Linked DNA regions of Homo sapiens: region 1 is linked to region 2. Evidence: chromatin loops called from intact Hi-C (ENCODE). Cell type or tissue: HCT116. All regions are shown on one strand. Links, peaks and the distances in the headings refer to the core of each region. The heading gives the core; the rest is flanking DNA.

Region 1 (10,226 bases), core at 1,110-9,109, 930 kb before region 2:
GTTCGGTCTTTTTTATCCAACTTGCCTCTTTTTATCATTTATTAGGACAGTAGTCTATTTAATTTCAAACGTAACACTGATATGTTTATATTTGATTCTGTATTACTATTAGCTGGTTGCTGGTTAATTGTGCATTTGGTTTATAGTGTCAGTGGTCTGTGTACTTAAATGTGTTTTTTTGGTGGCCAATAATGGTCATTCCTTTTCATATTGAGCACTCAGTTAAGGACCTCTGGTAAGGCAGGTCTGGTGGTAATGAAATGCCTTGGCACTTCCTTGCCTGTAAAGGATCTTATTTCTCCTTCACCTATAAAGCTTAATTTGGCTGAATATGAAATTACTGGTTGGAATCACTTCATATTAAAAACGCCGAATATAGGTATCCATATCTTCTGGCTTCTAGGGATTCTGCTGAAAGGTATGCCGTTAGCCTGATGGGCTTCCCTTTGTAGTTTACCCGGCCCTTCTCTATAGTTGTTTTGGACATTTTCTTTCATTTCAATCTGATAACTGTCTGGGGGACAGTATTTTGCAGTGTTCTCAGAATTTCCTGAATTTGAATTTTGGCCTCTCTAGCAAGGTTGCAGAAAAACTGATGGACAATAAACTAAAAAGTTGCTTGCTTTCTTTGCCTCTTTCAGGAATGTCAGTGACTCATAGATTTGAATGCCATATTTCATAGAGATTTTGTTTAGTTTTTAAATTTTTTAAAATATTTGTCTGACAGCTAATTCAACTAAATAGTCTTAGAGCTGAGATTCTCCTTAGCTTCATCTATGCTGTTAATACTCCCAATTACATTATGTAATTATGTAGTGTGCTTTTCAGCTCTACCAGATTTTAAAATGGCCATTTCAGTTTTCAACATCTGTATTGTTTTATTGTGTTCCTTAAATTCCTTAGATTAGGTTTCAACTTTCTCCTGAATCTCAATGATCTTCATTCATACCCATATTCTTTACCCTGTGTCATTTAACCCATCTCAGCCTGGTTAAGAACCTCTCCCAGAAAGCTAGTGTGGCCCTTTGGAAGTTAGAAGACACTATGGCTTTTCAAACTGCCAGAGTTCTTGCAATACTTCTTTCTCATGTATGTGGACTAATATTCTTTCCATCTTTGAAGATGCTGTGCTTTGTATGATGTTTTTCTTTAATCTTCTTCAATGCCCTTGGGTTTTGATTGAGGTGTAAAGTGGGTTCAGTTGACTGGCTTCATTTCTGGAAGATTTTAGGGGGCCAAGGCTCACCTCAGGATTCCTGGGCTGCATGCTCTAACTCTGGGGAAGCAGGGTCAAGAAAGGACGCTGTGTTCTCTGGTCCCTCAAGGTTAGAAACATGCCGAACTGGAGGGGCGGATGTGTTCCTGTTACGCTGCCCACAGTTTTCAAATAGGGGGTGGTAGCCATACTATTTCATTGGGTTGGTGGCAGTGGGATCCAGGCTCACTTGCTCGTGCCAGTAGCCTCAACAGCATGGAAGAGTGTACATGTGTCAGATGGGGAGGGACACTGGAAGAGTAGGGTTTAACATCGTCCATGCTAGAACTCATGCCACTGGCTGCAAATATGAGGCCCTAGAGGAGGCTAGTTGCTGCCACCCATGTGCACATTTGCACTTGGGGCAGAATGGTAGGTGTGGAGTTGCTGGTGCCCATTCGCACCAGTAACAACAAACAAGGGGCGAGGTTACCGTTGTTCATGCACACGATTGCACGAGTGATGGCCCAGCAGGAGCGGGATTACAAACACCTATAAATACATTTGTGCTGGCAGCACTCACTCAACCTGTGGAGCCTGGGCTGTTGGAGCTCTCTGATAGGCCAAGTTTAGTTTCAATACATGGATTTCTGGTTTGTAGATGTTACATTGGTGTATGTATATGTATGCAAGTCACATTCGGTTTTGGTTAGTGTTACGTTGTCATATAATTTTAAGTCAGGTAATGTGATGACTCCAGCTTTGTTCTTTTGGCTCAGGATTACTGTGTCTATTCTTCGTCTTGTTCCTATTTCTGTGAAAAAATAACACTGGCATTTTGAAACTATAGATTGCTATATGTAGTATGGGTTTTTAACAATATAACTTCTCCCGCTAAATGAACATGCAGTATCTTTTCATTTACTAGTGTCCTCTTCAATTTCTATCAATGACTCATAGTTTTCCTTGTAGATACATTTTACTTGATTGGTTAAGTTTCTTCCTATATATTTTATTTGTATCTGTTGGGATATTTATAATTCTCCCTTTCTAATATGAATGCCCTTATTTGTTTCTCTTTTATACTTGCTCTGACTAGAACTCCCAGTAACATGGTGAACTAAAGTGCTGAACATGGGCATTTTTAATGTCTTCCAAATCTAGCAGTATGCTTGTCAGTTTTCCTTGCTCACAAGGACAGTGTAAGTTCAACTGCCAGTCTGTTGAGATATCTTAACTCTATACCCAATTTTGAGATAATTTTTAATAAAATATTTAATTTATAAAATACTTTTTGGACATCCATTACAACATTATGGTTGTTGACTTTGTTATACGACATAAAACTAATTGATTTGCATAGCTTGAACAATCCATGCATTCCTAAGATTAATCCACCTTGATAAGTATGAATTATATTTTTAGTGTGTTGTTGAATACAGTTTACTAGCATTTTCTTCTGGATTGTTCCATCTGTGTGAATCAGACATATTTGTCTTCTGGGGTTTATTGTTGTTTGGGGGTTTTTAGACCTTTTCCTTTAGTTATCGGGGAAACACTGGCCTTGTAGAATGAAACTGAAAGTGTTTGCTCCTTTTCCATTCTTTCAAATTTTGCTTAGTTGGTCCTCTCGTCCATTCTTCTTTCCTCCCTGTATTCCATTAACTAATTTTTTTCTGATAGTATATTTTAATTCCTTGCTTTTATTTTCTGAGGTTTTTGCATGGTTGTTGTCATGCGGCTTGCAAAAACCATCATATAACCAATAATTTTAAATTAATGACAAGGTATCTGTAGTCACAAGGAATGACAAGCAAAGAGAAAACCAAAGAACTCCACACTTAATCTCCACCCTACATGCTATGATCTTATCTTTGTTATGTTTATCTATCTCTAATATTTTTGTAGTTATAATTTTAATAGAATTACCTTTTAGTCTTCTTCCTGCTAAAAATATGTTTACATACCACAATCACAGTATTATTCTATATTTATGTACCTCCTTTTTCTATGAGTTGTAAACATTCGGATGTTTTCTTTTTGCTCATTAATGTCCTTTCAGACTGAATTACTCTTTCTAGCATTTAAGACAAGTCTGATGTTGACAAAAATTCCTCAGCTGTTGTGTGTCTGGTAAAGTATTTATTTTTCAAGTTTGAAGAATATTTTGCTGAATTTGATATTCTGATTTGGCAGGTTATTTCCTTCAGCACTAAATATGTCATCATACTCCCTCCTAGCCTGTAAACTCTTCACTACCGGATGTATCAGAGCTCATTTATACATTATTTGCTTGTTTTCTTGCAGCTTTTAGGACCATTTAAATTTTTCTCTACCTCTGAACATTTGATTGTTACATTCCTTGGCAAAGCCTTATTTTGGTTGAATCTGCTTGTTTTTGTTTTTTACTGTCTTCTACCTGGGTAATCACATCTGGATATACACATACATAGCTCACTGCAACCTCTGCCTCCCTGGTTCAAGCAATTTTCGTGCCTCAGCCTCCCAAGTAGCTGGGACTACAGGCGTGAGCCACCACGCCCAGCTAACTTTTGTATTTTTAGTAGAGACGTGGGTTTCACCATGTTGGGCAGGCTCGTCTCGAACTCCCGACCTCAGGTGATCCACCCACCTCGGCCTCCCAAAGCGCTGGGATTACAGGCGTGAGCCACCATGCCCGGCCTACTTCTCTAAACTTTCAACTCCAAACTCTCCCTCTTTAAGAATGGTAACTCTGAGGTTTGTGCTTTCAAGATTATTTTCTTCACCTTGTACGCATGCTTCATACTTTTTTGTTCTTTTTGCTTCTTTCTGCACTCACTGTGCATTTTCATATAGCCTGTCTTTAATAATACTGATTCTTGTTCTGCTGGATCAGTGCTGCTGTTGAGACCTTCTGGTGCATTTGTCCATTCAGTCATTATTTCTCAGTTCCAGTATTTCAGTTTGGTTATCTATTGTTTCAGTATTTGTTACATTTAATAAATTACTGAATTGCTTTCCTGCATTATCATGGTGTTTGCTATTTTCCCAAAACGTTTCTCCTGAATTCTTACCCTGACATCACACACATCACCATCTCATTAGGGTCGGTCAGTGGCTACTTCCTTTGTATATTTTAGATCATAGTTCCTAGCTATTTTGAGTTTCCTGTATGAGAGGCAACATAACTACATCGCTCCAAAACTAGATCCCATAGTCCTTTTGGAGATGTCATGTCTCCTGGATGGTCTTATGCTTGTGGAAGTTCTCCAGTGTCCAGGCATTTAAGAGTTAGGTATTTATTCCAATCTTTGTAGTCTGCTACTTCGTAGCTGCCCTTCTTCACAGGGCGTCCCAAAAATTAAATGTGATTGTGTTGTTTTATCTAAGAATGTGGTCACTGCAACCATTTCATCACTAGAGGGCGCCCTAGGACCAGGAACACAGCCAGGCTTAAAGCCTGGCACATACACAGCACTGGTGGACTTGGGGAATACCAGGGTAGAACTGCCTGGGTTACTAGGCAAATTATCCCACTGTCTTCTATTTCGTTCCCCCAGTTGGAATAAGCCTCTGTGTACTCAGGTGACAAGAGTTGAGGAAGGGTTACTAAAGTCCCCTACTATTACTGTATTGCAGTTTCTCTCGCTTTAGGTCGCTTACAGTTTGCTTTATATATTTTGGTGTTCTGCTGCAGGATGCATACATATTTACGATTTTTATACCCTCTTCCTGAATTGACCCTTCATAAGTATTTACTACATAATACTTTTTTGTCTCTATTCACACCTTTTCACCTAATAAATATTAAGTGAAAATTTTCTGTTATCTGATACAAATACAGCTGCTATTTATTGGTTTCCATTTGAAAACTTTTTGCATCCCTTCACTTTTAGTCAATGTGTATATGTAAGTTAATTTTTTACATGCAGCATATAGTTGGGACTGACTATTGTTATTATTTTGAGACAGAATTTCGCTCGTTGCCCAGGCTGAAGTGCAATGGCGTGATCTTGGCTCACTGCAACCTCCGCCTCCCGGGTTCAAGCTGTTCTCCTGTCTCAGCCTCCCGAGTAGCTGAGATTACATGCGCATGCCACCAAGCCCGGCTAATTTTTTTGTATTATTTTTAGTAGAGACGCGGTTTCATCATATTGGTCAGGCTAGTCTCCTGACCTCAGGTGATCCGCCCACCTAGGCCTCCCAAAGTGCTGGGATTACAGGCGTAAGCCACCACACCCAGCCGATTTTTTAAAATATCCACTGAGCCACTCTCTGTTCTTTTTAGGGGGATCCTAGATAATACCTATCAATATTATTATTGATAGGTAAGAAATCACTATTGACATTTTGATTGGTACTTTTTTGTCGTTTTCCAAATTATTTCTTTCTTCCTTCTCCCATTGTGGTTAAGTGACTTTCTTTGGTAGTATCTCATAGATAAAAGTATTTTTAAACCGATAATAATTTTCATCATAAGGAATATAAACAGCCAATCAATTTTATGCTTTAATTCAATTCCCCCACATTTTGACTTTCTCATGTCTATTTTTAAATTGGCTATATTTTATGATGCTGCTATAGTTACTTTTCATAGACTTGCATCTTACTCCTCGTATTATGGATATAAGAGGCTTACACAAAACAAGCGTATTAATTTATTCTGCATTTGCCTATGTATTTGCATTGGCCACTGAGTTTTGTAATGTCAAACTTTTTCTCTTTGGACGTTAGCATAATTTTCTTCAGGATAAAGAACTTAGCATTTCTTGAATGACGAGTCTAGTGATGAATTCTCACCATGTTTCCTTTTCTTTTTGTAAACGATGTTATCTCTCAATCTTTCAAGGAAATCTTTTGTGGGTACAGTATTGTTGGTTAACTTTTTTCCTTTAGCACTTTATGTCACTTCACTCCCTCCTGGTATGTACAATTTCTGATCAGAAGTCTGTTAACAAACAAATTGGAAGTATATAATGTTATTTGCTTTTCTCTTGCTGTTTTCAGTGTCCTTTCTCTTTGTAGTATGTTTTTGAGATGATTATATATATATATATATATATATATATACACACACACACACCTTGGGGTATTCTTAATTAAACTGAATCTATTTGGTCTTTAACGTTGTTGTACCTGAAAAGTACTTTCCTCTACATTTGGAATGTATTGTTATTTCATTGAATAAGCTTTACTGCCCTTGCTATTCCAAAACTACCACTTGAACACCAATGATTATTTAATTTGCTGTTTGGACGTTATTCTCTATATCCTGTAGCTATTCTCTAGGCCTTTTCTATTTCTTTAATCTCTACAGATTCTCCAATACCCTATCTTTAAGATCACTGTTTTTTTATGCTTGATCCATTCTGCTAATGACATCCTCTAATAATTATTTCAGTTGAAACAATTATTTCTCATTTGCAATATTTGTTTGGTGTATTATTTCAATCTCTTCAAGTTTCTAATACATTCTTGGATTCCTTTTCTGCATTATCTTGGGTTTTGCTACATTTCCTTAAAATTGCATTTATGAATTCTTGATTCTAGAGTTCAAACATTACCATCTCATTAGGGATGGCAACTGGCTCCATGCTTTCTCTGTTCAGGGTAGTCATGGTTATTGGCTTGCTGCTGTTTCTTGTAGACGTATGCCTACAGTTTCACATTGAACAATTAATTATATATTTATTCCAGTCTCAGCTGTCTAGCTTTTTTTGGTCTTCCTAGAGTATATTTTCTTAGATATTATTATTTGTAGTTCCCTGTCAAGACTACTTAATCCGTGAGTGCTGCCTGTTTTAGATTTGACTCAGCTCTCACAAACATTTGGAGCATTGCCCATCCCATATAGGGGTCCCAAAGTCAATCCTCTGGCTGTGCAGGAAGGTTGGATAGGCATTTGTGCAAAGAACTATGAACTCTGCCTACTACATTATAGTGCTGCTGAACAGCCACTCTGACTTGGCATCTATGTTGTCTGACGTAAAGAAAATTTTCAGGCTGGAGTTGTGAATCTCAACTGGCCCAATTGTCTTTCACTGCCATCATGGGATTTTCTTTCTACAAGCACACACAATACTTCCCATGTTTTAAGCTATTAACAGCTTTTCAACAAGAGAAGCCAAGATGGTGAAGAAGCTGTGTGCCAAAATCTCACATTTATCCCATGTTGAACTGGTGAATGTCGATAAAATTTTCCACACATGATGGCAGGCACATAGGAGTCTCATAAATACAGAAGAAGCCTTTTATCATCTGCTCCAAGTTTTTCACTTCTCTGTAGTCTGAGGAAATGTCTCAGCCTCGGATTTCAGTTCTGGGATATAACTTGTGATAATATTGGTGCTGGATATATTACTGAGGTTCTATGGGGGTGAGTAAAACCAGAGTGTTTTTACTCTGAGATTTTGGTGACCCATTATGTTCTTGATGTCACACCTTACATATATTTATATCACATATGGCTAAACAAATTGTTGTAATTATTAATAGTTTTGTAGATGGACATCATGGCAGGTGCCCATAATACCGTCTAATCAGAAGGCTGAGGGGGGAAAATTGCTTGAGCCCAGAAGTTTCAGACCAGCCTGAGCAACATAGCAACAGCCATCTCATTAAAAAAGTTTTGTGTATTAACCTTAACAATAAAGATATACGTTATTTGTACACCACCATTACAGTATACCAGTACTGTGAATTTGAGTTACTTACCTTTTACCAGTCAGTTTTATACATTCATGTTTTTGTGTTATGCATGAGCTGCTTCTTTCAATTTGAAGAATTCCCTATAACATTTCACTTGTTTTAATGAATAATGAGATAAAAAAGGTTAAGTCTTCAATATCTGTGGATCCGTTAATATTTTCAGTTTATTTTCCAGATATATTAAAATTCTGTATAGTTCCATCCAAATATTGGAATTTAGGAATCATCCCAGATAATTTTCCCTGTCCTTTATTTCTCTGTTCCACCCTTCCTTTGGTAAGTGTTCACATTATTTATCATTTTTCTTTCTCTTGCTTATAAGCTGTTACTCTCCTGTATTAAAACCATTCTTCTAGTTGCTTTACATATTTACATATTATGTTAAAATAAAGACTCACAAAATGCTGCAAATATAGTACCGTTTACACATACCACTCAATTTTCCCCAGTGGTGATATTTTCCATTAACATTGTACAATATCACAACCAGCACATTGTCATTGGTGAAATGTGCACATTTACATGACATTTTATCACATGTATACATTTTTGTAACCACTGCATGAATCAGAATGCAGAACTCATCCATCATTAAAAACGTATCCCTTCCACTAGTCTTATAATCACATACAACCCTAACTTCTACCATCCCTAACAGATGAATACGAACAATGTTCTCTAAACTATTTAACTTCATCACATTAAGATACATAAAAATAAGCATTATGTTACAACTTGAAATGGGTTTTTCCTTCAGAATTGAGAATCATCTAAGGCTTATTTGTATAGTAGTAGTTTATTCCTTTTAATTTTTGAGTTGTATTACACAATACGGAAATAACAGACTTATTTAACTGTTTACCTGGTGAATAACATGTGAGTTGTTTCCAGGTTCTGACTATTACAAATAAAATTTCTGTGAACAGTCAAGTGCAGGTTTGGTCTACACATAAATTTTCATTTCTATGAAATAGGCCATGACAGCAATTGCTAAGCCTAACTAACTGTATGTGTGTGTTTAGCTTTAAAAGAAATTGCCAAATTATTTTCCAATGTGGTATACAGTTTTATATTCCCATCAGCAATAAAGATTCAATTTTTTCTGCATGCTTCTCAGCCTTTGGAATCATTATGTTTTAACTATTTCAGCTACTGAAATAAATCTGCTGTAGGCCAGGTGTGGTGGCTCACACCTCTTAATTCCAGCACTTTGGGAGGCTGAGGCAGGTGGGTCACCTGAGGTCAGGAGTTTGAGACCAGCTTGGCCAACATGGAGAAACCCCGTCTCTACTAAAAATACAAAAAAAAAAAAAAAAAAAAAAATTAGCTGGGCGTGGTGGCAGGCGCCTGTAATCCCAGCTACTTGGGAGGCTGAGGCAGGAGAATCGCTGGAACCCGGGAGGTGGAGGTTGCAGTGAGCTGAGATCATGCCACTGCACTCCAGCCTCGGTGACAGAGGCAGACTCCGCCTCAAAGAAAAATAAATCTTCTGTAATATCTCATCATAGTATTAATTTCCATCATGTCCTTATTGACATTTCCCTATCCTCAGGGGAATGTTCTTTCATGACTTTTGCCCATTTTCTAATTTAAAGCTTTGGATTTTTAATACTATCTTTTGAGAATTATGTAAATATTCTAGCCATAAGTCCAATGTTGGATATGAGATTTGAAAACAAAGGGCCGGGCATGGTGGCTCACACCTATAATCCCAGTACTTTGGGAGGCAGAGGCGAGCAGATTACCTGAGGTCGGGAATTCGAGACCAGCCTGACCAACATGGAGAAACCTCATCTCTACTAGAAATAACAAAAAAATTAGGCGGGCGTACTGGCACATGCCTGTAATCCCATCTATTTGGGAGGTTGAGGCAGGAGAATCACTTGAACCCGGGAGGCAGAGGTTGTGGTGAGCTGAGATCGTGCCATTGCACTCCAGCCTGGGAAACAAGAGCAAAATTCTGTCTCAAAAAAAATAAAAACAAAACATTTTCCATGAATATAGTTTGTATTTTCATACTATTTATGGTTATTATGAAAAAGTAAAAGCATTAAACTTTGATGTCCTTCCCTTTTTCAATTTATTATTTCCATTAATGAACTATCCTTTTGATGCTTTTTTTTTTTTTTTTTTGAGAGGGAGCCTAGCTCTGTTGCCCAGGCTGGAGTGCAGTGGCCCGATCTTGGCTCACTGCAACCTCCGCCTCCCGGGATCAAGAGATTCTCCTGCCTCAGCCTAGAGGGATTGGGATTACAGGCATGCGCCACCACACCCGCCTAATTTTTTTGTATTTTTAGTAGAGACGGGGTTTCACCATATTGGCCAGGCTGGTCTCGAACTC
Region 2 (10,226 bases), core at 643-8,642:
TAGGGAACACTTTTACACTGTTGGTAGAAATGTAAACTAGTACAACCATTATGGAAAACTGTATGAAGATTCCTTAAAGATCTAACAGTAGAACTACCATTCAATCCAGCCATCCTACTACTGGGTATCTACCCAAAGGAAAAGATGTCATTATGTGAAAAAGACATGCACAAGCATGTTTACAGCCACACAATTGCAAAAATATGGAACCAACCAATGGGCCCATCAAACAATGAGTGTATAAAGAAAATGTGGTATATATATATACCACATTATATATATATATATATGTGTGTGTGTGTGTGTGTGTGTGTGTGTGTGTGTGTATACGTATATATACACCATGGAATAGTACTCAGCCATAAAATGGATGAAATAATGTCCTTTGCAGCAACTTGGATGGAGCTGGAGGCCATTATTTTAAGTGAAGTAACTCAGGAATGGAAAACCAAATATTGTATGTTCTCAATTTCAATTAGGCTCTAAGCTATGAGGATGCAAAGACATACGAATGATATAATGGACTTTGGTGACTCAGCAGGGAATGGTGGAAGAGGGATGAGCAATAGAAGATGGCATATTAGGTACAGTGTACACTGCTTAGGTGACGGGTGCACCAAAATCCCAGAAATCACCACTAAAGAACTTATCCATGTAACCAAAAATCATCTGTACCCTAAAAACTAGTGAAATAAAAATAGAAATAATTTCAAACATAGACAAGTTGCAAGACTAGTACAAAATTGTATGCTCTTCACCCATATTCACCAACTGTTAGTCATTTTCCACATTTGCTTTATCATTTTCTCTCTGTAGGCACACATATATTGCTTTTTTAAAATATAAGTTTCAGATATCATGTCCCATTTACCACTAAATGTTTCAGAGGGTGTGCCAAGAACCATCTCTAAAACACAGTATAGTAATAATAATAAAAAAGAAAAACTGGGAAAAGCAATGAATATAAATTGGTGTTGGCAGGCATATAATGTATAAAAATATAGTTTGTATGACAATAATAGCATAAAGTAGGTAAAAGAAATGAAGCTACATAAGGGAAAATTGTATGCTATTCAAGTTGGTATTATTCTCACTAGATTTTTAAAGTTAATATGTTAATTGTAATCACAGAGTAACCTCTAAAGAACTAACTCCGAATAATGTAGTAAAAGAAATGGCAAGGGATTTAAACTAGTGTACTAAAATACCTACTGAACACATAAGAAGATTGTTATAGAAGGATAAAGGGAGAAAAGATAGATAATCTATAGAAATCAAATTGAAAAGTTTCAGATGCAAACCCTAATTTAAAAGTAGTTATATACAAATGTATTAAACACTTCAACTAAAAGCATCTATTAGCAGATGGATAAAAAATAAATGATCTATATAAATGCTCTCAATAAGAACTACACCTTACAATAAATGAAAAAATGGTTAAAAGTGAAAAAATAGAAAAGATACACCATGCAAGTAGTATCCAAAAGAGACTGGGAGTGGTGGTAATAGTATCAGACAAAACAGACATAAATTTTTTTTACTAGATACCAGGAAAAGGAGGAAGAAAAAAAAAGAATAAAATTTTTTTACTAGAGAGAAAAACATATACAGTTGATCTTTGAACAACACAGGGGTTAGAAGCACTAACTCACCAGGCAGTCAGAAATCCATGTATAGCTTTTTACTCCCCTAAACTTAACTTTTAATAGCCTACTGTTGACCAGAAGCCTTACTGATAACATAAAGTCAATTTACACGTATTTTTATGTTATATGTATTATATACTATATTCTTACAGTAAAGTAAGCTAGAGAAAACAAAATGTTATTAAGAAAGATAAGGAATAGAAAATATATTTACTATTCATTAGATAAAAATGGATCATCATCATAAATGTCTTCATCCTTATCATCTTCACGTTGAGTAGTCTGAGGAGTAGGAAGAACAGGAGGAGTTGGTCTTGTCTCCGATGTGGCAGAAGTGGAAGAAAATCTACATATAAGTATACCAGTGCAGTTCAAACCCATGTTGTTCAAGGGTCAACTGTATTTTATAAAGACAAAAGGCTCAATATATCAAGAAGACATAATAATTCTAAACGCATGTGCACATATCAACAGAGTTGAAAAATACGCAAAGCAAAATCTGAGAGAATTGAAAATAAACAGCTCAGTGAAGAAGTTGGAGACTTCAATAACCACTTTCAATTTCAATAATGTATAGAACAACTAGTCAGAAAATAAAATAAGAAATATGCATAAAAGGCTTGAGCAATGCTGTACACAGGCTAGACCTAACAACACTCCACCCTAAAGCAACAGAATGCTTGTTTATCTTGAGTGCATATAGAATATTCTCCTTGATAGACCACATGCTATATCATGAAAGGAGCCCTAATATATTTAAAATCATTGAAATCATACAAATTGAGATGTTTCTATCATGTCTTCATATTGTTGATTGTATGGTATCTGATAAAAAAAAGTCTGCTGTCATTTTTCATCTTTTTTATTGAGTTCATAATGTAGCTTTTTTTCTGTGTCTGCTTTTGCTTTATTTAGGTAAATTCACATAACATAATTAACCATTTTAAAGTGGACAATTCAGCGGCACTTAGCTCACTTACAATGCTGTGCAACCATATGAATATTAGGATCAGTTTTTTCATTTTTGAAAAAGTCAGTATTTTGATAGAGATTGTATTGAATTTGTAATTTTGGAGTATTACCAAATCTTAACAGTAAGTCTTCCAATCCATAACTATAGGAAGTTTTCTATTCATTTACACTTTTTAAAATTTCTTTCAGCAATGTTTTAGTTTTCAGAGTACAAGACTTCTACATTCTTGGTTAACTTTATTGTTAAGTATTTTATCACTTGATTCTATTGTAAATGAAATTGTTTCTTAATTTTATCTTGATACTGTTTACTACTAGTATATAGAAATACAAATTTATTTTTGTATGTTGGTCTTGTGATTTGCTGAATTTTTTAATTAGCTGTAATATTTTTTCATGGATTTTGTAGAATATTCTATAGGTAGGATACTGTCATCAGCAAAGAGACATAATTTTACTTCTTCTGTTTCAGGTTGGGTGCCTTTTTTTTTCTTGGCCAATTGCTCTGGCTGGAGCGTCCAGTACAATGTTGAATAGAAGTGATGACAGCGAGCATGCTTGTTTCTGATGTTAGGAAACAGCTTCCAGGTTTTCATTATTGAGTATAATGTTAGCTGAGGGTTTTTCATAAATGCCCTTTACCATGATCAGAAATTTTTCTGCTATTCCTACTTAGCTGAGTGGTTTTTTTAATTGTGGGAGAGGGTTAGCTTTTGTCAAGTCAAATGCATTTTCTGCATGTATTGAGATGAGGTTGTGCCATTTTTTCTTCATTCTATTAAAAAGTGTACTACATTGATTGATTTTCATATGTTGAACCATCCTGGCATTCCTTAGATAAATCCCACTTGTTCGTGGTGTATAATTATTTTAATGTATTGTTGCATTTGGATTGCTAGTATTTTGTTGAGAATTTTAAAATCAATAGTAATAAGGTAGTAGTAGTCTACTTTTTTCTCTGGTGGAGTTCTTTAACTAGCTTTGACATTCTATTTTCCTCTTTTTAATTTGGTCTTGAGATCTCCCTTAGGAGGATGGCTAAAAACTCCAGCCCTTCCAGTCAGGGCTTCAAGGTATTTGGTCATGAATGTTTACAGTATATCTTTTACAGGATGCTTCTTTTATCCTGGTGAATGGCCTAATTCCTAAGTGTCTGAACCATGACCAGATGTCCCTCTCACAGAAAACTTGTTTTCACTGGTAGACATCATGTGGCTCTTGTCTGATCTGTGTCATTTATTCCTACCAAGATATATCCTCTCTAGGAGAGCCCAGACCCAGAAAGAAGATAGGTTCAGGCGTCTTGGTCAGGTAAGACAGGGGAGGCAACTCAACAACACACATAAAATAAAAGAAACAGCATATTCATTTATTTAGTTATTCATTGCTTTCTTTCATCATAGTTTTGTAGCTTTCCTAATATAGGTCTTGTATATATTTTGTTATATTTATACCTATGTATTTCATTTTTGAGGACGCTAACGTAAATGGTATTTTGTCCTTTTTAATGCACAAACACCAATTTTATTTTTTGATAATGGCAACGAGCAATACAAGAAGGAAATTAAAACAATTCTATTTATAATAGCATCACAGAAAAAAATACTTACCAATATACTTAACAAAAGAAATGCCAAACCTATACTCTGATAACTACCAAACATTGCTGAAAGACATTAAAGAAGATAAATGGAACAACATTACATGTTAATAGATTGGGAGACTTATAATGTTAAGATGCCACTACTCTCCAAATTGATCTGCAGATTAAAATTCTACTTTTTCATTTCTTGTATATAGGAAAACAACGGACACTTTTCATATTAAACTTGTATATATATTGCTGAAAAGAAGTTTCACTCTGTTGCCCAGGCTGGAGTACAGTGGCATGATCTTGGCTCACTGCAACCTATACCTCCCAGGTCCAAGCGATTCTCCTGCCTCAGCCTCCCAAGCAGCTAGGATTTTACAGGTGCGGGCCACTGCACCCGGCTAATTTTTTGTATTTTTAGTAGAGACGGGGTTTCACCTTGTTGACCAGGCTGGTCTTGAACTCCTGACCTCAGATAATCTGCCCGCCTCGGCCTCCCAAAGTGCTAGGGTTACAGATGTGAGCCACAACGCCCGGCCATTAACCTTCTATTCTAAAACCTTGTTATAATCATTTATTAGTTCCAGGAGGTATTTTTTGTTGACTCTTTTGGATTTTTTAACATAGATCTTGTCATTTGTGAACGAAGACAATTGCATGTATTCCTTCTTAATCTGTATACTTACATTTTTATTGTCCTATAGAATTATCTAAGACTTCCAGTAAAATGTAGAAAGCAATGGTGAGAGGGGACATTCTTACTTTGTTCCTGCTCTTAGAAAGAAAGCTTCAAATTTCCAACCATTGACTATCATGTTAGCTGTATTTCTTTTGAAGATATTATTTACCAAGATGAGGAAGTTATCCTGTATGTCTCGATTATTTGGGGTTTTGCTCATGAATGAGAGTTGGATTTTGTCAAACACTTTTTCTTCATCCGCTGATATAGTCATGTGATTTTTCTTCTTTAGCCTGTTGAAGTGATGGGTTACATTAATTGATTTTATTTTAAAAAGTAAAGTAACTGATGTTACAATTGACTATATAAATACGTAATACACAATATGATATTTTGTTATATGTATAGATTTGGGAAAGTAAATCAAATTAAAACATTCATTATCTCACATACATTTTGTGATGAAAATATTTAAAATCTACTTTCACCAATGTTTAAGTATACAATAAATTGTTACTAAATATAGTTTCTGTGTCATACAAAACATCTCCTGCACTTAGTCCTCCTGTCTACATTAATTAATTTTTTTTAATTTAATTTACATCAGGATTAACCGCCCTCTAGTGGCCCACCTTAAAGTGTGAAGAAATGTGACCCTTGTGGACAACATTATTAGAGATTCATTAAAGGGTAAAAGGCTTGTGTTGCTTTTCAAAGCCCAAATAATTCAACTAAGTTTTCAGAAGTGGATGTCAATGAGCAGCAGTCTGTTTGGAAAAGAGGATATAGAAAGAGGGAGGAGAGGCTAAGGGAAGGGGAGGGGTGCTAACATCCTTATTTTATGGGAAACTGACGAAGGTGTACGCTAGAGACTGAGAGTTAAGCATATCACTTAAAGTCACTGGAGTCACCAATAGAAGAACTAAAGATCAAAAGGTATAAAAATTGCCAGAAGGAAAGACAGGGCAGATTGAAGATAGTGTGAGTGAGTTAAATCCTCCTCTCTGGTAGAGGATGGTCACTTGATGATGTCTGAAGTTGATGAATTATTGAATTAGCAGATTAGGCATTTTCTTTAGATATAAGGAGGTAATGGTCAGAACACTGCAAACAGAAATTGTTAAAGTGGTCTACTCTGGGAAGCACAGTTGGGGAGTAGGAAGTGATGGGACCTTGAATCTTTGTTTTTTATCATAAGCTCCTTTGTACTTTCTGATCATCACTATTATATTTACCATGTGCATACATATATATTTTTAATTAAGAACTATTATTTGGAGACAGTTTTAAAAAGATGATCTGTATGGGAGGAAGTCCCAAGGTTAATCACCTTGACATTAGCAAGATTTTACCACATTGAAGGAGATTTCGTTTTACATCTATTAAACAAAGCGAAAACCTAAAATTGATCAGCAGCTCATGATACTGGAGATCAGCCAACTCACGCTTCAGTAATCCATGCATGCATCACATCACAATGGTGAATATTGGTAATATTGTTCCAGAGACATCATGGAGACATCAAAGTGTGTTCAGTAGCCTGCAGCAAAGAAGCTGAAGGAGTGTATTACCTTACAGTAAATTACCTCTCAAATGGCCCCCAAGATGTTGCTCAAAAGGATGAATAGCAGTTGACAGAAAATTCTCTCCTGTCTCAATACCCCATTTTGTTGAGATAGTGTTATTAAATCTTCTGGGTGGTTTCCTTGAGTACAGAAAATGCCATGCTTTCATGTGTTAATTAATGTGCGGACCCTGAGCCTCCAGAAAATAAATAACTGGATCATTAAAAGGTCCTATGGTTGGGACTAGTACAGAGAAGCTCAATGAGAGTGTGAGCTAAGCGAGTTCAGGCCAGAGAACCCAGAGGATCAGACTCCCTCTGTACTGACACTTTGCTCCTGGTTAGAGAGAAAATTCCAGGCTGCCTGGAGCACCAGAAAGACAAGACACTGGACCTTCAAAAACCAGCTGAACAAGCACAACCCCAGGACAGAGGGCAATAAGATTAATAAGGAGTCTCTTGTATTGGGCATTGAATGCATGCCAGGCACTGTGAAAAACATTTACCATACATTATCACTTGTTATCCTTATAAATATCCCTTTGTACAGATGGGGACTCCAAAGCTAAGATGGAAAAAAGGGGGGTAAAGTACCTTGACCAAAGTAAGCACAACTCTTAAGTCATGGCCTGGGGTGTATCTGTAGGTATATTGTTATAAAATCAGTTTTGTGAACTGCCTAAAATTATAACAAAGAAGGGCATGAGTTAAGGCTTCAAGCGTGTGTTAGAAGGTGAATTGGTTCTCAGAGAGAAAAATATCTGGAATGCTATGCAAAAACCATCAGTCAATACAGCCCTTTGGCTCGGTTTCTAAGCAGAGCTGGGGCAAAACTGCTTGTCACAAATGAAATTTGTAAGATGCTTAATTAGGGTTTCTGAAATTCAAACTCTGAGCACACACTGAGGCTCAAGAATGGTTAAGTGTTTTGCTCTGAAATTCAGCCTACTAGTCAATCTGACTCCAAGGCCCATCTCCTTTTGTTTGCACCAAAATGACAACAAACCTGCTTTTCTCGCCTGGTAATAGCACATTCTGGAAATCCCCTTAAATCAGCTTATATAGAGATAACTCATACTTGTTAATGGTTGCATAATAATCCTCAGAATGGCTGCACTGCCAATGTATCAGTCACTCCTCACCTGATGCATACTTGCTTTGTGCCCTGATTTGCCCAATATGAGTGTTTCTGTGATAAACATACTTGTACATATTTCATCACCTCCCGGGGTTCTTATTTCTCCAGGACTGACTACCATTCCATCCCTGCCCCATATACAAATCTGTCTCCGTCAACTCTTCACTTTATAAGGACCCAAAGGACCATTTGCTAAATTTGTTGTATTGACTCAGGACAACTTAGTAATCATTGTTATCGTTTATTAAACAACAGGGCCACATTCAAACGCTTTCCAATTCTCTCTAAATAACAGCCTAACGCTGACGTTTTTGTTGGCCTGTATCTCATAATTATTTTTATTTAGAGGAATTTGGTAGTGGCGGGGTTGGGGTGGGAGGTGGTGTGTGGACGGTGTGAATTGACAGAAACAATTTCCCTACACCAAAATACAGGTATGTTTTCATTCTCTATGCCCCTAAACACCCTCCCTGCAGCTATGCAACGAGCAATTCACGGGAAGAGGCTTCTTTACATAGACCCCTGTTTTTGGTGTTTTGATTTACTTTTGTGTATAGAGTTGATCTGTCCCTCTTCCCATTGGTGTCCTCCCCCCCCACCCAACCCTAGTCCTCTTCCTTCTTCCTTCTTTTCTTCTCTTCTCCTCTGCTCTCTGAACTGCATCCCCACTCCTTCTGATTTCTCCCTCCTGAAAGGAAAAAGGAGATGGGCCACATGAAATAGCAGAGCAGTGCCTACCCCACTCTTCGAAGTTCTCTGCATCCGAACCTCTCTCTCTTTTGAAAGCTCCACTGAGAAATGATCAGAGAGTGAAGTCCAAAGCCAAGCACACAAAGTCGTTGTTGTCCCATTTTAAACCAACTCCCATGCACGTACAGCTAGGAGCATTGAGAGCAGAGTCTGAGTGAGGATATTGAGGCTGGTGATGAAAAGCCTTGGCGAGAAGTTTGGACATGTTCGGACATGCAAGGCCTTAGAGAGGAGTCCTGTTCACTGTCCAGTCCTTCTGAATCTATTTTGCTGGCTTGTGCTCCCCACCCAACTTCTAAGTGTCAGAGTATCTCAGGGAGTAGCCCTGCACCTTCTTCTCCTGGCTATACTCTCTCTAGGTGATCCTACTCAGTTTTGTGGCTTTAGACCCTAACTGTGTCCTGTTGTCTCAACAATTCTGTTTCTCCAGCCTCTATGGATGACAAGCAGACCTCAGTAACTAAACCTGTGCAAATAGGAGCTCTTGACACACACCCCCATCTGTCTTTCTCCCTTCTCCAAATCTACCATGCCCACCCACTCTCTGTCTTTCCTATGACCGTACATAGACCTCTGAGATTGCCTCGAATCCACTCACAAGCGCTGTCTCTTCCACTTCCAAAATATCATGTGAATCCACACACTAGTCTCCACATTGATGCTTCCAGTCTGGGCCAAGCCCCTGCTGTCTCTGGACTGGACTACTGCAAGAGCCTCCTAACTGGTCTCCCTGCTTTCCTTTGTGCCCTGCCCACTTGTGATATTGCCCACACAGAGCAGCTAGAGAGAAACCACTGAATGGGCATTAGATTATGCTACTACCTGCTTCAATCCTTTCTCTGGCTCTCCTGAGCTCTCTGAAGAAGAACCAGACTCTTCATCATGGCACCACCCACCACTGCGCCTTCCTCCCTTTCCTTCCTCTATCCCCTCTCACACTGGGCTCCATGCAACATTGGCATCCTTTCTGCCCCCACCCCCACCCCCAGCACCCTCTCTTTTCTGCCACAGGGCCAGGGGAATTGCCCTTCCCTCTGCTGGGCAGGTTTCCCCCCTGGTTCCTTGAAAGACTGGTGGCTTATCATTGTCCTCAGAAAGGCCTTCCCTGAGCTTCATGTCTCCCGTTTTGCCACTTTTCTGGGGTTCTAGGCAATATGTACCAAATCATCTTGTTTATGTCCCCGAGAGCATTCATAGCAACCTTTAACTGTTTTCATATTCCCTGATCTGTCTATTGTCTGTCTCCCCACTAGAAAATAAGCTCCCTGAGTTCAGGGACGGTCTGGCCGGCAGAATACTTGGTACATAGAAGACCCTCCAGGAATATTCATTGAATCACTGAATAAATAAAATCAACAGCACTTCCTCCCACGGGAAAGGAAACTTCCCCTCCCTCCATTGAGGCTCCACAGGGCTCTTTATTTTTGCCCCTGTCACAGTGTGTAGTGGTCAGAACACATTCCATTTGCAGGTGGCAGAAACTGACCACAACGTAACTTTAAAAATAAAGAATAAAAAGGAGATGGAAACTCGACTCCATGGAAGCCCCTGAGAAAGGACTTGGGGAGCAGTCCCTGCTGTGTCCTTGTCACTTTGGTAGCCCTGCTCCTGTTGCTAGAGGTTCAGGATCCTAGGAATTGTTTTCAGGTTTGGGGATTTGCTAGCCATAGCATGACTTCCCTGAACTTCCTTCTCCTGCTGTTTCACTGATTTCTGTTGGCCCTGTGTACTGGAAGGCAACGCCAGAGACAGAGATCTTGCTGAGTCCTGGTCCTCGACTTGGTCTTCCTTGTCATTTCTGTTTCCTAACAATGGGCCGAGGAGCTCTTCTCATCCTCGCCACATCCCCTACCCCTCTGCGAGCATGGCTTCCCCCTTGGCCTCTG

The links. Peaks named below come from ENCODE experiments on the same cell type or tissue, not always from the same donor. Only the 100,000 strongest peaks of a DNase experiment are listed, where the experiment ranks them.
Region 1: it touches region 2 in a loop (8-fold over the local background); 4 of 110 quality-filtered maps call a loop at or near these places.

What each region holds. Positions count from the first base shown.
Region 1 is chrX:74,009,976-74,020,201 of GRCh38, reverse strand. The region is part of intron 3 of JPX (JPX transcript, XIST activator); the gene reads right to left. Among named protein-coding and RNA genes, the nearest start is that of JPX, 71 kb to the right of the region's middle. In HCT116, for the core only: a CTCF peak has its summit at 4,591 (motif pointing right); a DNase peak (open chromatin) is centred at 4,601.
Region 2 is chrX:73,082,225-73,092,450 of GRCh38, reverse strand. LOC101928380 (a long non-coding RNA gene) reads right to left here. Exons shown (of 3, transcript XR_244514.3): 3 at 7,816-8,278. Among named protein-coding and RNA genes, the nearest start is that of PABPC1L2A, 7.8 kb to the right of the region's middle. In HCT116, for the core only: no CTCF peak of the experiment used is centred there; a DNase peak (open chromatin) is centred at 5,480.